Regions from separate parts of the Homo sapiens genome. Here region 1 is linked to region 2. The links are chromatin contacts, found by Hi-C or POLR2A ChIA-PET in ENCODE. All regions are on one chromosome and are shown on one strand. The core of a region is the stretch at or near the end of the contact, and the rest is flanking DNA. Distances in the headings are between cores, read along the strand shown. Region 1 has its middle 74 kb from the start of TSG1. Region 2 holds the start of EPHA7 (EPH receptor A7).

What was found. A loop is a pair of places that touch in the nucleus more often than their neighbours do. ChIA-PET counts read pairs that join two places held with the same protein, here RNA polymerase II (POLR2A). Pooled maps may share reads with other maps.
Region 1: a map of sigmoid colon shows a loop between it and region 2 (6-fold over the local background). The contact joins the enhancer-like site here to the promoter of EPHA7 in region 2. A Hi-C loop is called at or near these places in 5 of 168 maps with a recorded cell type or tissue (Panc1, chondrocyte, esophagus muscularis mucosa and 2 more) and 6 of 50 pooled maps. POLR2A ChIA-PET finds 5 or more read pairs at or near these places in 1 of 52 experiments (activated T-cell).

Annotation. Positions count from the first base shown.
Region 1 is chr6:93,777,887-93,785,036 of GRCh38, forward strand. No RefSeq gene overlaps it. Among named protein-coding and RNA genes, the nearest start is that of TSG1, 74 kb to the left of the region's middle. Within about 2 kb of position 1,810, at least 3 of the 41 ENCODE cell types and tissues checked have a DNase peak (open chromatin) inside an H3K27ac peak, as active enhancers do.
Region 2 is chr6:93,415,031-93,422,187 of GRCh38, forward strand. EPHA7 (EPH receptor A7) reads right to left here and starts at 4,529. Exons shown (of 17, transcript NM_004440.4): 1 at 4,215-4,529. The coding sequence starts at 4,311. RefSeq lists a silencer at 4,577-4,776.

The sequences.
Region 1 (7,150 bases), core at 560-3,059, 360 kb after region 2:
TGTGTAAGGAAAAGCAGGGTAGTAAAGTCAAATCAAAATATTTGGGATTATATTTCTTCTTTGGCTATTCTCCAATTAGAATAATATGAGACTTTGTGGGCACATTACCTAGAATGAAATATGAAGTTTCACCCTGAGCATACACACGTGGCACACCTTAACTGTTCACATGAAATGTTTGTCTCCTCTTCAATCTACTACTTTCCAAGGGCTACCATGTGGGGCTAGGGAGAAAGCATACTCTATAGCACAAAGTGAAGATACAAATATCGATCTGCCTTACCTTCCTCTGCTTCTCGTGGTATGTGTACAATTTTATGCCACCACTGTAAATCTTCTGATACTCCTCACTATGTTTGGTCATTCGAATATTTTTTTGGAGATGGAATTTCGCCCTATTGCCCGTGCTGGAGTGCAGTGGTACGATCTCGGCTCACCACAACCTCCGCCTCCCGAGTTCCAGCAATTCTACCTCAGCCTCCCAAGTAGCTGGGATTACAGGCATGTGCCACCAAGCCTGGCCAAGTTTTTGTATTTTTAGTAGAGACGGGGTTTCTCCATGTTGATCAGGCTGGTCTCTAACTCCCGACCTCAGGTGATCCACCTGCCTCGGACTCCAAGAGTGTTGGGATTACAGGTGTGAGCCACCTCGCCCAGCGGTCATTAGCAGTTTAAAGAAACTAACATTTACTTGTTGAGTTTCTAGCATGGACTCTTTTTCCCTTTTTCTCTTGACCACTCTCTGGCTCCCAGAAGAAGAAAAATATACATATGCAAGTATATATGTATGAAATTATATATATATATATATAAAATGTGAAAATATATAGTCATATTCATGGAAGAGAAACATACACTTACACATTTAGAATTCCCTTAGAGGAAGAGCACAATTTAATAGAATGCAGTGTTTTATTTTTAGTTTTGAGAAAGTATTCATTAAGGGTAAAACAGGAAAGACGATCAAAGCACATGAAAGAGAAACTGTATTCTTTGTACTTTCCTTGTTGTCTTGACTGAAATTTAGTCCTCTTCACCTCTTGCCCTACTGGATTCGCTAACCTCCAATTTTCTTCTCCCTATTGTGCTAAACTCAAAAATGTGCCTAGAAACCAAAGAATAAGGTTGCTTGTGACTTGTGTATGTTTGGAATAGGGAATTACCATATTTAAGTTTCTCAGAGATTTTAGAATTATCTCCCCCACCCCAAAGACAGGGAATTTTTTTTTCTTGTTTCTCCCCCTACCCACTCCACCCTTCGCTGTCAATTTAGAAGCTGCCTGAAACAGGCACTGTAAAAACACTGGGTGGCAGTCCCTCTCTCTTCCAGCCACCGATACCAGAATGGACTGTTATCAGGAGCACTCCAGCTATGAAGCACACATTCTTTCCCTGCATTTGCTGGCTGCGCTGAAACTGTAAATTCCACAGGAGATCAGGCAGTTCAGTGGAGACAGGGCAGTGCAGAACAGCAGAAATAACAAGTTTTCCTAAAAGCACGTGTCACCAAACAAAACCATGAGATTTCGTAGGTCAGCTAAAGCACGAAAACTGGAAGTGAAAAATGCCCTGTTCAGTGATCCAGTCAATGGGATTAAATCATAAAACTCCCAACAGTTGTTTTCAGCAGTCTCACCCGTGATTTTATGAGTACAAAGGCCTATGTCGGGATCCCATATTTTTTCCCTTCTTCCACGTCTAGTTCTGCGCACTGTTATCATTTACGTAAGTTTCCTGTAATCAAAGCATCTGTAAGCTTTAGCATGTAGAGTGTCTTGCCATATTCTGTTTCTTTTCTTTTTCTCTCCAAGCATCCCAGCCCTCCCGGCATCCCCCCATTCAAGGCATGAGTCTGTGTTATGGAGCTCCAAAATACACACAGTACAGCTTGCCCACTGAGAATCAGCAGTGTCCCAGAACATGGCTCATGAGTCAGCTCCTTTCAAAACTCCTGAGCACTGCTGGATAGAAAATAAAGATTTTTTTATTCAATTAATTTTAATGATTAAAAATATGACAATGCAGACATTTAGAAAGTATTTAAACGGGCAGTTTGTGGCATTATAAATATTGTAAGCAAAACAAACAAACAAACAAACAGACAAACCCAACAATTCCCATATGGTACCTTTGATAGAAGATATTTAATTAAAATAGCTAAGGCCGTTTACAGATCCTGAGTTTTCATAACAAAGAAGAGGGAGTTTGAGCTGAGGGTCATAAATGATTGTATCTAAATGATAGTTATCTATATCTATGTTTTGTTTATTTTTAACCGTTGATGCTATGACACCAATAGTCTAAGACTACAAATAAATACATAAATAAATAAATTCAAAAAGCAAAGGCCAGTTTTCTTAGCCAAGGGAATTCACCACAGACAGATTCATGTTTCTTAAAATTATTTTTTCTTTATAATCAGTAGCCCATAAAAATTAACAGAAACAAGATTTCCTCAGTGTTGTTACTGCAAAATTAAATAAAACAACTAAATTAATGATTTAAGATCTAGGCTCCAAAATAATGGATAACAATCAGAAAGAACCTACGAGAATTAATTTTCAAAATAGCAAGATTTAAGCAAGGATTCTTTTTACTAACAAATGTCTTCTTTGTGCTAGATTTTGTTGAGGTTTCTTGGAGTTTCAGCAGTGAACAAAATAAATGAAGCTTTGCTCATGGGGACACACCCCACACATAAAACACCTGTCTCTAATTCCAGATTAGATGATGAGATGACCGTTTTGTATACATCATTTATATCCTCAATTAGCTAGTAAGTTATCCTATTCATTGAAGGTGCTCAAAATTTTGCTTTAAAAATGAATTAATTACTGATGTCTTTGACAAAGAGAGTCAGTATACCTGAGTGTAAAGTGATCAGCCAAAAATATTTTTAAATGCATACTTAATTATAAATAAAATACATTAAAATCTATATTGGGACATTAATTATATAACATTTAGATAGGACATCTCTACAGGCATTAATTACTTTGCTTATTTTTCTGCCTACAATTTAAATAAGATTTGTAATAATATACACAGAAACACTAATATTGTACTTTTACCAGAAATTTAATATTGAATTTTTTATATATAAAATGGAAAATCTTGCCCATGTGACTCATACATCGTGCCTGTGACTTTAATGCCTTTAACAAGACAGCCTAATGGCCCATTATTGTTTTTAACAGGCCACCTTAAAATAACCTTTCAGCAAATTTTCTGACATATTTTATCTTAGCCTCCATTTATTTCATTTATATTGACCCTAGTCTCTTTAAAATTGCTGGTTTTTGAGAAACATTGGAGTAAGCACAGCATTTCTGCAAAGACTTTCGGATTCTTCCAGTAATGTCACATTGATGCTGCTTAGTTTTATGGCTAGCAATCTACTCTTCTTTTGGAATCTGTCAGGATCAGAAAAATGCACATTAATCATTTACTATAGGAGCATGTACTGCTCCAAATGTCCCCCATTTCAAGATGGCAATTGGGCACTTGTCAGGAATTACCCACAGCCACACAAGTGGGGAATTGGCTGTGTAGTGTTAACCGTGGACAGCACCTTCTCCTGTAGATAATGTTCTTAGAGACCTAAGGATGGACCTCCATAAGTTGTCATAGGAATACAGGGCTGCCATATAAATGTTCTTTGCCATTGACATACTATAGGGACTGTTTAACTTTCAGATTGAGTTTCAGCCATGGGACAGCTCCAAAGGAGCAATATAGCTTTCAAAGAGTCTTTGGGGGTGGGAGCAACACCATCTCTAAAAGACTTTTTCAGATTAGAGTTAGGTCTAGTAGTTGAGAAATCCAGGAAGATTATGATTCCAAACTAGACAAGTGGTGGTGTGGGAATTTGGGGAGACATTTAGTTGGTTTCTCCCTCAAAGATGTAAAAACACCTTTTTGACTGTTTGACATTATGTGAAGATATGTGGTCCCAGGAAGTCATTAAACAGAAGCCTTCTGGAATAATTTTTACTAACTGAGTATCTTTACATTGCTATTACCTTACAGGCTGCAATATCTTCTCTAAGATTCTGGCCTACATTCAGAACCATTTAATTCATCTCCCTTCTTTTGCAGGCAACTCTTCCTCGTTGCTCTAGGAAATGCAAAACCCAGTGTCAGCTATTTAGAAGGCAAATATTATTTTCCTGTAATATATGAAAACTGACTCATTCTTTCTTAGCAAACAAGACAGCCAAACTACCCAGGAAAAATATGCATGATGTTTCTGACTTAATCCTAGATCATTTTGTTGCTGAAAATATATGATTTTTTATTCTTTAAGTTTTGACCCCTGTTATCCCTTAGATGACTAGGTTATTTATAGCGTAACTGCTATCCACACATCTAGATATGCTTCAGATTGAAGGAGAGAGAAAAAAGAGACTTAACACATCTATTTATTTCATTCTATCTAGTCACATTTCATCCATATCAATTTCATTCTCTTCAGCAGCAAGAGTTTAAAACTGGAATGTAAAGGCTTAATATGTAGTAAAAGATAAATTACAATATGAGGTAGTAATAAGTATCAAATTAAAATATTAAATAAAATCATGAAGGGTTTTGTCATTTGAATTCAGTATTTTAAAATATGCACATGGGTAAAATCTGAAAGGTAAGATAAAAAATAGTCATTAAAAATAGTGGAAAGTGGAGTCTTTAAAAATTCTTTTAAATAATTATTTCATCACATTTTCAATTAAAAGGATCAAAAGAGTAGTTTAAATGTTATATCCAATGTGTATGTGCAATGCCAACATACAGCAGGTGCTCATAAATTTTGTTGAATAAGTGAATATGTGAATGGCTGAATAAATAAATAGATAAATGGAGGAAATGGAGATAGCTCAGGAAAAGTTGCTGTCGGCTGGATTGCATGCAGAAACAAATCTAGAACTTGAATGCAATAAACCTGAAGAAAAGATACAAAAGGGAGGGTGTTATATGAATATTTAGCACGTGGAGATAAGGATAAAGATGACATCTTCAGCAACTTAGGTTAGGAAAATAGGAAAGCGTTTGTTAAGTATGTAAATGATGTTCTGAAAGTGATATTCAGGGAAAATTAACTTGGCATAGTAAGAATCTAAACTGGTAGAAACTTTCTATAAAATAATTTGATAAAACATATTAAAACCTCTTTACCTGGCAATCCAAATTTAGAAATGTTTCCTAAGGAGGTAATTGAACATATATACAAGTATATGATTAAAGATATTCAATTGAATATTTTTAAGGAAAAAAAAAGAAAATGGAAGAAACCAAATAGATATAAAGAAACTAAAGGTTGAATAAAATATGATTCATCCATAAAATGTGTGATTAATTTATTGAGGTGGAAATAGTGCTCATAGTTTTTCATATAGTTGGTGGAGAAAGAACTACTTATAGGGAGGATTTATTAAATTATTTATATTAAAATATATAGATTTCTGTTTTTTCACCTTTTTTCACAATAGTGCAATATGACATTTTTATGGCATTCAATGATTTCCTTACTTTGATGTGAAACTACATTTCTAAGCACCTATCTATCATTAGTCTATCTATCTATCTATCTATCTATCTATCTATCTATCTATCTATCTATCATCTGCCTATCTACAGGCTCCAGTTAGGAAGCATCCATTTCTCCCTAAATACAAATTTCTCTTTATTATTCCAGCAGTGCTGCTCAGTTTCCTCCAGTATGATTAGCTATCTTAAGTATTCACCCTGTATTTATTTGAAAAGGTTCTGTTGAAGGCATCCTTGACCTTTTAGGCCAGACATATATTTCTTCTCAAACTTCTAAGGCATTTGACCATAAGAGAATCCTGATCATCAGTAAGACATGAATTTGAATCTCAATCCCATAACTGAATTATACTTTCTGAATCTTAAGCCCGTCATCTTTAAAATGGGACTATTAGATACTACTTCACAGAGTTGTATAGATAATGTGTGTAGAGCACTCAGAGTAGTACCTACATTTGATTAAGGGCTCTATACTTGTGAGTTCTTCCTCCAGGCACTCTGTTGATATGGTGGTTCTCTAATTGCACTGAATAGATTTTAATGATGAATAATCTAAATCATTTTATTCCTTGTAGTGTGAGGCAGTGCCATGTATCCAGCAGTCATTCAGTAAAGATTTGTTGACACTGTGAATATAAATTCATCATAAGGGAATTTTGAAACAACTTTTAAATATCCTGCTGGGAGACATACATAAAATGGGACATTTCCCAGAATACACATGGCTTACTCTTTCTAGATGTCTTCATCCCTCTAAAATAACAACAACAAAAATGGCTGTTAATGCTATGGGCAACACAGAACAGGACTCTTGGTAAAGTGCACTTTAGTGATTTTTCAGTTGGTCACCTACTCATCTAGTTAATGGTGTGAACCACGGAAAAAGCAGGAACGAAGCTCACAAAATGTGACAGAAGTCTAAAAAAGTTATGTGCTTTACCACGATTGTGAAAGTAGCTTATGTTTTACAAAATGTGATTTCTTAGTTAGCTAAAAGATGCCTTCTTGGCCAAAGGGAGGTGTGGTTGGGGAGATGACTGTGGGGGATTTTTTTCATATGTTTTTCATATGTTTTTCATATGCTCAGGAGTATCCTCTATGGCTAGCAAGTAGGCAAGCAGTAGAACAAGCAAACAAACAAAACTCCCTGAGAGAAGGGAAGTAGAATGTTTCTAGTAAATTTCCTATTAATTATACACCTAGGGACATTTCAGACCAAAGCAGACAACTCTGACCTTGTACATTTATTTTTAAAAATTGACAGTTAATAGTATAACAGTGCAATACTGCAGTCACCAAGGTAAACAAAACAAAACAAAACAAAACTGTTACTCTTTTTAGCCACTTATTTGGCTAAAATGGACCGAATAACAGCTTCAGAGGATAAAACAGGCACTGTGGTATAATGAGTGTGTTAAACAACAACAACAACAAAACAAACAAACAAACAAACAAAAACTGTGTTCAAATCATTTGAGAAACTAACTACAAACTAAATTAGAAAACAACTGCAAGGCCTGGCTTCTGCATTTAAACGATGACAGCTATTGGGCCCTCAGATAAGGAACTAAAAATGAACATTGCAGTATCATTAGTAATTGTAGCATCA
Region 2 (7,157 bases), core at 3,279-5,778:
GGTAGAAATTTTATATGTGATACATTAATTCCACAGTAATTATATATTACGGTTTTGTAAACCATTGAGCTGTTCAAATTTGTCAAATACAATAACATGAACATAATAAGGTATAATTCCTATATTACTCTTGATCCAGTCATTAATTTGTAACATTCTGCCAGCAGTATTTTCTATTGTCTTTTGAGAATTGGAGTTTATCTTTTAAAAAATCTTTCCACATACAGTGTCGTTAAGCTAAAATGAATACAGAAATGTTAAAAACTGTTAAGCAATGTTATCAGAAAACCAAATTGCCTATTATTTGCAAGATTTTATTCAGGTTAGTCAAGCATCAGTTTTTTCAGCATTTTTTTTAATTTCTTAATTTTCAAAGTGATAGATAATTCTCAAAATGGTATCAACTCTGACTTCTAATCACTTGTATTTCACTTTTATGCTATCAAAAAGCATAATGCGATTAATTTAAAATGTATATAAAGTGTTATAAATGCTCCTGATACTATCAGTATGAGAATGCATTAGAATGTTATATATTAATACACATAATATTTCTATTTGATATATTTTATTTCTTTTTTGGACAATTACTCTTCTAAAGCACTCACTCTTTTGGTCAAACTGGTTTCAGAGTTACATAAGTTTTTGCACTTTAAAAATATTTATCTGACTCTACACCATTTTGACAAATGCATCAATTTGTCCAGAAATAATAGTGAATAAATTTTAAGTATGTCAATAGGCTTAACATCAGCCTCAGAAAAATGTTAAAATTTTTACTTAAAATACATGCTTATATGAACTTTTAATAATTATACAACTCAATCACTAGGGATAAAATATGTATTTGAAAGACAAAAATGTGTTATGATAAGAAAACAAAGGAACAACTGATTATCTGTTTAAAGGAACAGTTGATTATGTGTTTAATTCCTTCACACTAGTCAAAGTTACTCACTGTAAATGAAAATAGATATAGAGACCCAGGATTTTTGTTTTGTTGTTGTTGTTGTTTCTTTGTTTAGTGTTTTACACTTAAGACTCTCAGGGAGACTGACAGGAAAAAAAAAAACTTGATCAGAAACATTTGACTCCCTTTCAAATGAGAAACACACCCACAACACTTTCAAAATGCCAATTTGAATTTCAACTTGTAACATCGATAAATCGTTGGACTAGCGAATTTATATAAAAAGTAATTTTTAAAGTTTATTTTTATCCTCAACAACAGACATGAAGCACAGGGAAACAAGGTGGGTGGTCAGGTACTCTACTCTTTTTGAGATGCTTTCTTAATTTTTATTTTATTTTTCTTGTGTGCTGAATATAGACAACAGGATTTTAAATGCAGGTGACCTTCTTGGGTCATTTCTGAGAGTGAAATAAACATTGCGAGATTACTGTTTATTGCCATTCTGCTACCCCTCAGCTCAGCCTGGGGGTGGAAGCAAGGGACCTAAGCAGACAGCAGTGATGGCCAAGTTAAGAGAGAAACAAACTAACAAATTAAAACAAAACAGAACCCGGCCCGAGAACGTTTAATCGGAAGCCGCTCTCAAGTGATCCGTGCGTCTCTCTTCTGCTCGGTCCGCTCTCTGGTTAAACCCTCAAAAGAGCGCGTATCCCTTCCCGCTCGGAGCAGAGTGCCGACCTCCCTTTGCGCCCGCGGAGGCGCAGTCCCTCGGCTCACCCGGACGCTGGGGGCCAGGCCTAGGACTCCAGGGCTCCGCGCCCCGGAGTCCTGTGGGCCAACAGGTGATGGGAGAGGGGCTAGACTGGGGGCGCGCCCTGACAGACCCAGGCAACGACCGCGCGGGCAAAGGCTGGCGTCCCGGGGCTGGGGCGGGGCCGTCGGAGGGGCGGGGCGGGGGCTGCCAGACGGGCGCGCCAGCCGCGCCAAGCATCCATTACGCCTCTGCCAGACCTGGGCACTCCAGGGAGCCGGTGGCGCCCTCGCTCGAGAAGGAGTCGGGAAGAGGAGAGTGGCTTTCGGGAAGAGGAGAGTGGCTTTCGGGAAGCATCTCCTCTGAGGAAGAGGCGGCGGCGGCGGCGGCATTTACGGAGAGAAAAAGTAAGCAGCTGCACTTTGCCTTCAAGCGTCAGACTCTGACACGCGCTCCCTGTAGCGATGATAACTGACCAACCCGAGAGAACGTGCACAAGGAAAGTGAGGGAAGGGGGTTTCTTATCTTCCTCTAGCCACCCCCAAATGCCCCAGGAGGCCCGGCACCTGCTTCAAGCGGTTCCCAGCGCTAGCCCTTGGGTACTGCGGGCCGCCTCGGGGCTTGTGAACTCCTAGAACGCCAGCTCTTGGTCGCCGCTGCGCCCTAGAGGCGTCGCCGCCTAGAAGCCGGGCGCACTCGCCGCCCGCCAGCCACAGATCACCACCCTCCCTCCCATCACCCCCGCGCCTTTTATACATCACACTTCTGCATCTAAAGAATTCAGGCTCTTAGAATCAGAATCCTCTTCACGTAGCTTGCACCCAGAAGAGCAAAGAGAACTAGACATTCTGGCTGCAGGAACCTCTCCCCCTAGTGATGCAGTTATTTATAGCCCAAACTCCAGCCCGAGTCTGCGTGTGTTCGCGCGCGGGGTTTCGCCGCGGCGGTGCAAACTTTTCCTCTGGTCCGCTATTCCAGAGGAATCACAGTATGCCAGGGCTGAAGGTTTCTGATCGCTAACGTCAGGGGAGTAGAAATGTGGTTTTGGAGGGGATGAGCGTGCGTTTCTAGCAGATGTCCGTCCTTCTGCAAACGCGTAACCGCCAGCTTGGAGGCACGGGGTTCTCTGAATGGGTTCAGCATCTATACAGGTTGCAGATGTGGAAAGTGGGGTCAGAAGGTCAGGCTGAAAGAAGGACTAGAATTTGGCGCCGGGTTTGAGGGGGGCTTGAGCGAACTAAGAGGAGTGCACGATGAGAATAAAGAAAAGGTGCACTAAGTTTTCAGAAATAGATGAATCAAGGACCTATATGTAAGTCCCCTCAACACCCCGCCCGATAACCACCATGACCTAAATTTCATAACAGATTCCTCTCCCTCTACACATCAGGAATAAGTAATTATTTCTCTTCTGCTTTTAACAGATCGAAAAATGAAACTTAGATACACAGCCTGAAAGACCAGGGGGGCGACGGGATGAGGGGGGTTGGGGATGGGATTGTGACACTGCTCAAAAGCAAGAGACTTCCATTGACAGGGTTTATTTTTCCCCAGCTCCAACTACAGGCACCGAAAGGTATTTTACCTTCTGTCAAAGGTTCAAAGAAGGAAAACATAACCATATACAGGCGTATCTGTAACAGCTTGCCAAATAAAACCTGCCTTCTCCTACCAGAACCAACCCTCAGGGTTCAGGTCTTTGGCAAGGATTGGGCACTCGGATTCCTCAATTGCTGCACTATGGGGCAAATAATTGGGGACTTTGAGTCGCCCAGGCGGCATCCTTACAAATTGCACAGCTCCAGCCCGCCCCCTGCCTCCACGGCCCGACCAAGCCCGCTGGGCTGCCGCTGCCCCCATGACCGCTGGGCCCGACGCGCAGCGCGCGCTGAATGGAGACATCCCCGGCCCTCGGGTCGCGCGCCGCACGCCGCGCTTCACCTCCGCGGCGTTATTGTTCCGTGCTGGCGGCCGAGCGCCAACCGCAGGACCGCGCCGCCGCCTCCGACGCAGTGAGCACTTCATTAGTAACCCGAGCTTTCCGAGCTCATCGAAGTCTCGGTCCCTCTGGGAAGGCTCCGGGCTCCCGCCACTCGCCGGCGGGCTGGCGGAGACGGTAGGGGCTGCATTTCCCAGTCTCCAACCCAACTCTGGCCGCAGCTCCCACAGAAGGCGAATAAGGAGACAAGGAAGACCGAGCTAGAGAGAGATGTGACCCGCCTGAGGTACTAAGAAATAAGCTCGCCGGCAGTTCCTCCAACCCCACCCCACCCCCGTTGCTGCTCACGCCCTCCAGACTGCCCGCGCCAGAAATCCCGCACCCGTCGGATGGACGGCTCCGGGCACAGGGCTGTAGGCGGCTCGGAACAGCCCTGGTTCGCGCTCGCTGGTCCGCCAGGAGCGGCCTCAGCGGTGAGGGGGCGGGGAGCCGGCGGGGGAGGGTCGCCCGGCGCCGGAGGCGCGGCCGGCAGCGCCGCGGACGAGCTGGCTTGTGCAGGTAGACATCTAAATAAATAAGTCAGAACAAACTTTGCTTTCCCATCACCTTACCTTCCTTCGCAGCCTGCGCCTCCCCTGTGTGTGCAAAGCGGAGCAGCCAGATGTAGCATAAAATAATCCATGAAGGGTACCGAGTTTGAAAAACCATGGTGCATGAGCAGGTTTTATTTTAGGTTTCAGTTATCTTGAGTCGTGGATTTTTAAATGCTGTTTGTTCCGAAGTAGCTTTTGTTTTATTGTGCTCCTTGCATCGATTCCCCTTCTCGGTCCCCGATCGGCTGCTCCACGTTTAGCTTTTTTTAATTTCCCCCCCACTCCTGTTCGCTCGCACCGTGTTTGCTGCCTGCAAGTCTCCGACTGCAGACCGGCCGCTTGCTCCACACTCCAATAATATCAATTAGGGGGGGAGGGGGCGGGGCTCCGAGCTGAGAGCCTCCGCCACTCGGGCTGAGTGGCAGGCACAGCCGGCCTGCCAGGAGGCGATTCCCAGGGCCAAGGGGCGGGTCCCGGCGAAATGGCCGCCCCGGCCACGGGGGCGGGGTCCGAGGCAGGAGCCAATCGGTGCCGAGCGGAGTCAGGTTGCTGGTCCAGGATTCCCTCCAGGTTCTGAGCTCGCGCTGGATGTTCAGAGGAGAACGAGGATGGTAGCCGAGGTGTGTGCTGCTTTGGACGCTCTGCTTTTAGCAACCGCAGCTTTCGCGTAGCAGAATAAATCCGAGAATAACGCTCCCAACTTACACTCTTTTCTATAGCTGTACTCCGCGCGATCTTTTAGAAACCAGAGGCGAAGCAAGCCTTCTCTCAGCTACCAAGCACGGAGCCCGGACAGTGAAATGAGCTGTGCCTTTAAGTAAAGTGTGTTTTACTTTTTTGTTGTTAGAACCTCCGCGGGCTGGGTAACTTTGTTTTTTGCCTTTTTGAAAAGTTTCTACTTCTCTTTTTCTGTTACTCCAAGAGCCGTCAGTTTTAGGTACCACCCACCACAATCCCTGAAAGAATAAAGTAACCAAGTGTATTATGTTTAAACAATGTTTCCAAGAGTTTGCAACAAGCTCTGGCAAAAGAAACAGAGGAAAAGGGAGTGGGAAAGGAAGTCTTTTGTTTTAAGCGCCCCTTCTCCTCCGCCCTGTCTTTTCACCATAGTTTGTTGAGCGAAGTGAGACATTAGGAGAGAACCTTCTGATGGTTGCGTATCGTTTTTTTACGCGTTTATCATTTTCTAAGGTTTTCCTTGGATTGCCTCCACTTTGATAGTTTTCCATTTCGCTGCATAAATTACACTGAATTTTAAAGAATGCCACTACGTATTAAATTCATAAAGCAAGACCTTTCTCTTCGCAAGTATTTACCATTTTCAGGAATTATTCAATGCTTATCTTTCAAAGAGAAACTAAGAATAAAAAAAGTCATAACCAATATCTCCAGTTGAATTCATTCAACCCGAACGGCAAGGAAGGCTGCGTAGAGAAATCTGTTTTCCATTAGGCAGTTTCGGACACTTTGTATTCAAGAGGTAGGTAATAAGAGGAAGAACTTTAAAATTTTAATTGCCAAATCTTCAATTTCAAAGGTCACACAGAGTAACTTGATCACATGTTTAAGATGAATTTCTTTTTTTGTCCTATAATTTCTTCCTTTAAAAATATTTCTCAGTCATTTATGATTTCCTTTTATTTCCGATAGATCCAAAGTTTGATCTCACATAAGGCTCCAAACTTTTTCCAACCTTTCTATCTGGAAATATAAAGTAAATTGAGTTGTTTCTGCTTTTTATAGTAGGGAGTTCTCTAAGATGACAACCCCCAGATATTTATTTGTATTTTATGTTAAATTGTCTCCTGTAGTTTTTATTTGCCTAATAAAATAACATGGAAGAGAGATATGAAATTTATTCTTTAAACCTCTTTGATTCTGTAGTTTCTGAAACATTTCTTCAATGTTACATATTCCTAGCCATTATGCCTATTTAATATTTTAGAAAGTGTATCAAAAAGCATCTTCAGTGTCCCTTAAAGGATGCATAGAAAATGTAAATGCGTAATAGATTAACCTTAGAAAGAGACAAAAAAAAATATGGGGAGAACACACTTGTTATAGAGGAGATGAAGCTTTATTTACACAAATAGATGATTTAAGGATGAAACTTGTAAACTAAAACATAAGAGTTAAAAACATAAATCCCTGCACTTAGTCTTTAGAACTCACAGAACTACAAACTTACAAATATTAAACCACTTCTAATAGTTAAAACGAATTCTCCAGGATTTCAACACTTTCCCCAGGGTCTCATCCCCACTTCTTAAAATGACACCAAGGTGGCCTTTAAAGTTTAAAATATTCCTTTCATCTATTGAATGACTAATACTCAATGATGTGAATACAAATACTTTTCCATTAAAACCAGGAAACCAAAGAAGTAACATCCTTCACTCCTCTGATGAGTGTAGGTGGTATAGTGAGTCCTCTTTTTGTGTCCCTTCTCTCTGTCAGACACAGGGGCATGTGTAACTTTACTCTTATTTTTAGAGACAAGAAGCTTCACATTAAATGCACATGTGCCAGGCTGCTGACAGTTCTCCCTGCATAGCTGCACAGTGATACTGATTTTTAGGTTTTTCAAACTTCTCTTCTTTCTTTTGTAGTATCTAGATATATTGACAAAGAATTCGGAGCATTTAAATAAAAATAAATGACAGTCAAGAAGACAGTGTTCAGCATACAGTATATGATTAATATATAAATTTACACTCGACTGTATTTGACTAATGATAAAGCATATAGACCTATTTGTACATGAAGCCACTGACATAAAAATTATCAGTATACAAAACTTTCTCATTTTAAAATAACATAATGGTGAACTTCCTCACACCATTACAATTTATTTTAGCTTCATTTTATGATTTAAGCATATTATTTCTAATCAATTATTTTTAATAATGCGATGTGTTTGTATATAAAGTGAATTCAAAAGGAACTTGTCTTCCTGAGCAA